2 separate regions of the Homo sapiens genome follow, and region 1 is linked to region 2. A link is an interaction called in ENCODE POLR2A ChIA-PET data of the cell type or tissue named here. Cell type or tissue: A673. All regions are shown on one strand. Each heading gives the region's core, and the rest is flanking DNA. Links, peaks and the distances in the headings are about the cores only. Region 1 overlaps CNKSR3 (CNKSR family member 3). Region 2 overlaps IPCEF1 (interaction protein for cytohesin exchange factors 1).

What was found. ChIA-PET counts read pairs that join two places held together with the same protein. Peaks named below come from ENCODE experiments on the same cell type or tissue, not always from the same donor. Only the 100,000 strongest peaks of a DNase experiment are listed, where the experiment ranks them.
Region 1: POLR2A ChIA-PET joins it to region 2 with 11 read pairs; 2 of 35 experiments call an interaction of 5 or more read pairs at or near these places.

The regions. Positions count from the first base shown.
Region 1 is chr6:154,483,780-154,486,696 of GRCh38, forward strand. The region is part of intron 1 of CNKSR3 (CNKSR family member 3); the gene reads right to left. Among named protein-coding and RNA genes, the nearest start is that of CNKSR3, 25 kb to the right of the region's middle. In A673, for the core only: no CTCF peak of the experiment used is centred there; no DNase peak of the experiment used is centred there.
Region 2 is chr6:154,317,931-154,320,847 of GRCh38, forward strand. The region is part of intron 1 of IPCEF1 (interaction protein for cytohesin exchange factors 1); the gene reads right to left. Among named protein-coding and RNA genes, the nearest start is that of IPCEF1, 37 kb to the right of the region's middle. In A673, for the core only: no CTCF peak of the experiment used is centred there; DNase peaks (open chromatin) are centred at 1,381 and 1,761; H3K27ac peaks cover 1,420 bases.

The sequences.
Region 1 (2,917 bases), core at 167-2,666, 170 kb after region 2:
ATGCATCAGATCTTGTTGTGTAATAAATAATGCTGACATTTCTCCTGCTAGACTGAATGCTCCTCACCAGTGGATCCTCCAAACCCAACACTGAGTCTAGTCCCTCACACAGAAGGTTAATAAGGCTTCTTGATTGGGACTGTACTACAGAACAGGAAAAATGCTAGGATGTGCCACATTATTGCTGGTGGATGGGACCTACAAAGCCATAGGTTTTATGGGATCTGGGGAAAGGGGGCCAATCAGAGCAAGATGGAAAAATAGTATAATCACAAACCTTCTGAACTGGGAGTCTAGAGAATTTGGTTCTAGTCTAGGTCCTGCCACTTAAATCTCTGGGCCACAATGTCATTAACGACAAAATAACTTATTCACACAAAAGAATAAAATATTTGGACTGAATGATCGAAGGTCATTATCAACCCTCAAAATTAGACTTAACGATGGAAGAAAAAACATGGAATCCATAGTGCTGAAACCACAGTCCTAGGAAAAATGCCTGCTCTTGTTATATAACCAACAGAAGTCAAGAAACATCTTAATATACCTAATACGCAGGCTGTCATCCAGTTCACCAACGTGAACAGGATTTGCATCTGAGCACTGCCTCATACCCAGTATTTGTTCACTATAAGGATACTCCTGGCCGGGCACAGTGGCTCACGCCTGTAATCCCAACGCTTTGGCAGGCCAAGGCGGGCAGATCACAAGGTCAGGAGTTCGAGACCAGCCTGACCAACATGGTGAAACCCCATCTCTACTAAATACAAAAATTAGCCGGGCATGGTGGTGCATGCCTGTAATCCCAGCTACTCAGGAGGCTGAGGCAGAAGAATCGCCGGAACCCAGGAGGTGGAGGTTGCAGTGAGCTAAGATCGCATCATTGCACTCCAGCCTGGGCAACAGAGCAAGACTCAAAAAAAAAAAAAAAAAAAAGATACTCCTTGTCTCTATCATCTCAAACCTAAATATGATTATCCCCTTCCCCCTCCCCCAAAGAAAATGAATAAATACTTGAAAATAAAAATCAATTGTTACCATCTGGATGGAGGCGAAGCTTCTTTGAGAGTTTAACCAGCACGGGAACACTGATGGCCCACGCTGGGTCTTAAGGCTTGAAAGCTTGAATAGCCACACAGGTCTGGTAGCTGCTACTGACCTCCCTGTCTCAGGCCTTTGGAGAGGTGGTTTTTAGCTTCATTCATCATCACTGCTTTCTCAGACACCAAGACTGCCAATTCCACTGAAGGCAGAGCTGCCAATTAGCTTGGATTTTAACTTCTCTTTATGGGAATTTTTGGTGGATTTTTTCAACTTTTAAGTTCAAAGTACAAGTTTGAAAACTGACAGCATCTAAAATATGATGTACATGAATCATTAATTATGAATCACATCTCCCTACACAGAGTTCCAAACCTATAATGTTTGGGAGGAGAGGATTGGTCTAGGTATCTTACAAATATCTTTTGAAAAGTACTACTCAACACACAAAAATTAGACAAATATTAACTTGGAAACTGATCTAGAAGAAATTATATGTGTTTCTAAAGGGTTGGAAAGGGGCTTCTTTGGCGCATACAGAATTTTCCAGTTTTAAAAGAACTTTTCTACATTAATCACTTACTAAAGCTCTGTTCCAGAAACAGGCACACACTGAATAAAATATAGAAACAGTTTTTTCCCCTGGCTCAAAGATGCCTTACAAAAAGTCTCCTTCATCTATAAAAGGCAAATCAGGTCAACTTTTAAGTTTTTTATTTAACACCTGCATTTCCCAAAACGCATCAGGTATGAGTCCTGCTCACCATAAGACCAAATCTGTTCTTAATACGAACAGCGTGATTCACGTCACTCCAGGTTACTCCCTGCAAGGCGCCTCTTTGACACGGTGGGCATCATTCTTTCTCCTCGCTGCACAGGCAATCTAAAAGTCCCTTGAGAAGTTTGAGACTTTCTGTGATTTGGAAACTGAAGAAGCAACTCTGGTGACTAAGGAACAGGGGTAATCACCCTTCTGGTGGTTGCTTCTGTAAGATCTGCTTCTATAAGTTACTCCCAACAGTGCTTATAGGAGCAGATCTTTCCAAATAACTTCTTGGCTCCCAAGAAGAACCGGGCTGGTTTCCTTAATTGGGCTTGGCGCGACGGGACACCTTCCATCTGGGGCTGTTCTGCCAGGACAATAACTCACTGGCATACCCACTACATCGTGGACACACCCATGTATTACTGCCACACCCACCAGTTATCAAAAGCAGCAGTAAAGCAGGAAATGTAGTAAGTGTTGGGTATTAACTATGGTAAAACAAGAGATATGGCCTTCAAGGGTGTGCCTTTGTGGATGCTTCCCCTCGGCCGTGTAATGCCTACTCTACACGTCAATATCGCCAGCCCTCAGGTCTCTTTATGCTAGTGGAAGAACTGAGGAAAGACATTTAAGAACTCACTTACCATCACCCCTCGACAGCATGACATTTAAAAAGGTACAACTGTCTTCTCTTTTCTCTCTCTCTCTTTTTCTTTTTTTTTTTTTTTAGACGGAGTCTCACTCTGTCTCCCAGGCCAGAGTGCAGTCGTGCGATCTCGGCTCATGGCAGCCTCCGCCTCCTGGCTTCCAGTGATTTCTCCTGCCTCGGCCTCCTGGGTAGCTGGGATTACAGGCACGGGCCACCACGCCCAGCTAATTTTTATTTTATTTTATTTTATTTTATTTTATTTTATCTTATTTTTTGAGATGGAGTCTTGCACTGTCACCTAGGCTGGGGTGCAATGGCACGATCTTGGCTCACTACAACCTCCCCCTCCTGGGTTCCAGCAATTCTCCTGCCTCAGCCTCCCAAGTAGCTGGGATTACAGGCACACACCACCACACCCAGCTAATCTTTTGTATTTTTAGTAGAGACGGGGTTTCACTATG
Region 2 (2,917 bases), core at 267-2,766:
ACCCAACTGTCCATCAATAGGAACAGATAAACAAATTGTAATATGTTCATAAGACAGAATATATAGTAATAAACAGAAACAAAATACTACTGATAATTTACCCAAGAGCATAGATTAATCTCACACACATTATGCTGAACAAAAGAAGTCAGATATGTAAAAGTACAAGCCACATGACAACTTTGCTATGAAGTTCTGGAACAGGCAAGACTAACCTTTGGAGAAAGAAATCTGAACAGTGGTTGCCCTGGTGAGAGTAGAGGGTGGGGGGATTGACCTTAATGGAGCAAGACGGGAAAAATTCTGGTTTTTGGTAATAGTTTGAGTTCCATGAACATACACATTTGTCAAAACTCATGGAGCTGCAGCACTAATGACCTGTGCCTTTCACTACATGAAGACCAAGACCCAATAAAATAATTTAGGTCACAGAAGGTAATTTGAGAATATTATTTCCAGGGAATTAAAATTTAACTTGAAAACAAATGAAGGAATAATGTAGGGTAGGATTCATTCCACTCTTGCCCTTCAGAAGGATAAGCCCCAGATTGGGACCGAGATGGAAGGCACAAATCTGCTTTCATTTCCACCTTACTAGAATCACGATGTGCTTCTGGTTTTAACAATATGTATTTTCTTGGCCGGGTGTGGTGGCTCACGCCTCTAGTCTCAGCACTTTGGGAGGCCAAGGTGGGTAGATTGCTTGAGCCCAGGAGAGGCTGCAGTGAGCCGAGATCACACCACTGCGCTCCAGCCTGGCTGACAGAGTGAGACCCTGTCTCAAAAAAAAAAAAAAAAAAAAGAAGAAGAAGAAAACAATACATATTTTCTATACAACATGCACCCAATGTCAATAATTATTTTTTCCCTCATTCCATCCATACACAAAAGCTAATTTCATCATCTGGAACCTTCAGAAGATATGATCTGTTTCAGCACTGGCCACGTTAGCCAACCTATGTGTGTCTGTCTCAAACATGATGTCAACAAGGGGAACTTTCAAGGATAAATGTGAATGTTTGTAATTTTTGCTTTATGTGCTGACTTTAGAACCTAATTGAAGATAAGCTATGATTCCATAGTAATTTTTTCTATGCAGCAGGGTGATAACTAATATCTTAGATTTAAATGTATAACTAAATTCTTGTCATATTATTCTTAGTACTCTGGTTATAATTGAACATACCAATTGTGCGTGAATGAAGTATATTAAAATTCATTCTGCTCTTTTCCCTTCCCTCCCCTTACCCAAAAACATGAACTGTTTATAAAATTTTCAGAGTCTTTTCATTTGGTTTTACTTATCTGGACTCATAAGCCATGCATGGTAAATTTCAGACCTATAATTTGTGGCTTCCTGCTTCCAAGATCACTCCAGAATAGTTCTCATGTGACTGTTTTTCTAGTTAAATATTTACACATATACATGGGGTACACAGGCAGTTCATATTTGACATGATTTAACAGCATCTACATCTGTTTCTCATTATAACATGGCAGAAAAATGTGCCTACTAAACATTTTTTAAATATATTTGTTCAAAAAATTGTTTCTACTCCTAAGATGTTTTCCACATAAAGAAAACAGAAGATGATCCCCCGCCCCCAGGCCCTTTTTAATTCCCTTTCTCTGGTTCAGGTTTCTCTCTTGCTATCAATCATTGCTTTCCAAGCCTAACCAAAGCATGTGTCATGTCTTATTTTTATCAGTGTGTGAGAAGCACAAAATTAAATTGAGACGCGAAGCGGGGAAACATCTTATTTAAATTTAAAAAGCCTTCAAAAGCAGCAAGTGGCTCCGGGTGTGATACTTCAAGATTAGCAAGATCGTGTTTGAATGCACTCCCTGCCCATATAAACAAGCCTGAAGTCTGTTCCACGCTCCCAATACACGGCTCAGGCATGGGCTTTTCTTTTGGAAAGAGAGAAAATTCTTGGCTTTCAAGAGGTCTCTTAATCATCGCTGTATCCCCAAAATTTTAAATCACAACATAAATATCTGTTCTAACTCTCCGCCATCTAGTTAAGGAGGCCAATCATATTTTAGACACGAGCATTTTTTCCAAAGATATAAAACCTAAATTATGAGAATATTCCCTTCCGAGCACTAATTTAGAATAAATTGCTATTGTCTAACTTTTATTCTGTTGTTTTCAGTTTCAATCTGCAAAACTGTTTCCTCATTTTTATTCAAAAGTTATCATCTAAGTAATAAAAAAAGTGAAAAAGAATGAAAACAAAACCCCAAAACTCCTGAATTATAAATCCTAGACGCTAACCATGTAGTTCATAACTACCAAGGAAGCAAAAATAAAAGGAATAATCATTTTCAACTATTTCAAGACTTATTTTTCCAATTTGTATCTAATTCAAAACCTTGCCTTTTTCTTTTCTCTTTCCTGCTCATCTTTTGGCTACTTCACAGCTCATTTCACTCTAGAGAAAAAGAGATTGGAGAAAATAAAAAGAGATGAGACTCAATGAGTGCAACTGGCCTCAACCGCCCTGAGGAAAAGCTTTGTTTTCAAGAAGCCTAGAAAAACTGGCTCTAATACCGATTTTAGTGCATCTGAGAATTTAAATAAACCTTAATATTCTTAATTCCTGTCACTGATTAAAAAGGGTGGTAGTCAATTTTTAGACATTTTGGTTTATGGAATAATAAGAAAAGCTGTTTAAAGCTGGCTGTCACACTGTGTATCCAGAGAACCACTTCCTAGGATAGGAAGGATTGAACGTACCAATTGTGCGTGAATGAAGTATATTAAATTTCCCAAACAAAACTGTATATACATGGCCGGGCACTGTGGTACGAGCCTGTGATTCCAGCTACTTGGGAGACTAATGTGGGAGGATCGCTTGAGCCCAGGGGCTCTAGATCAGCCTGGGCAACATAGCAAGACCTCACCTTTAAAAAA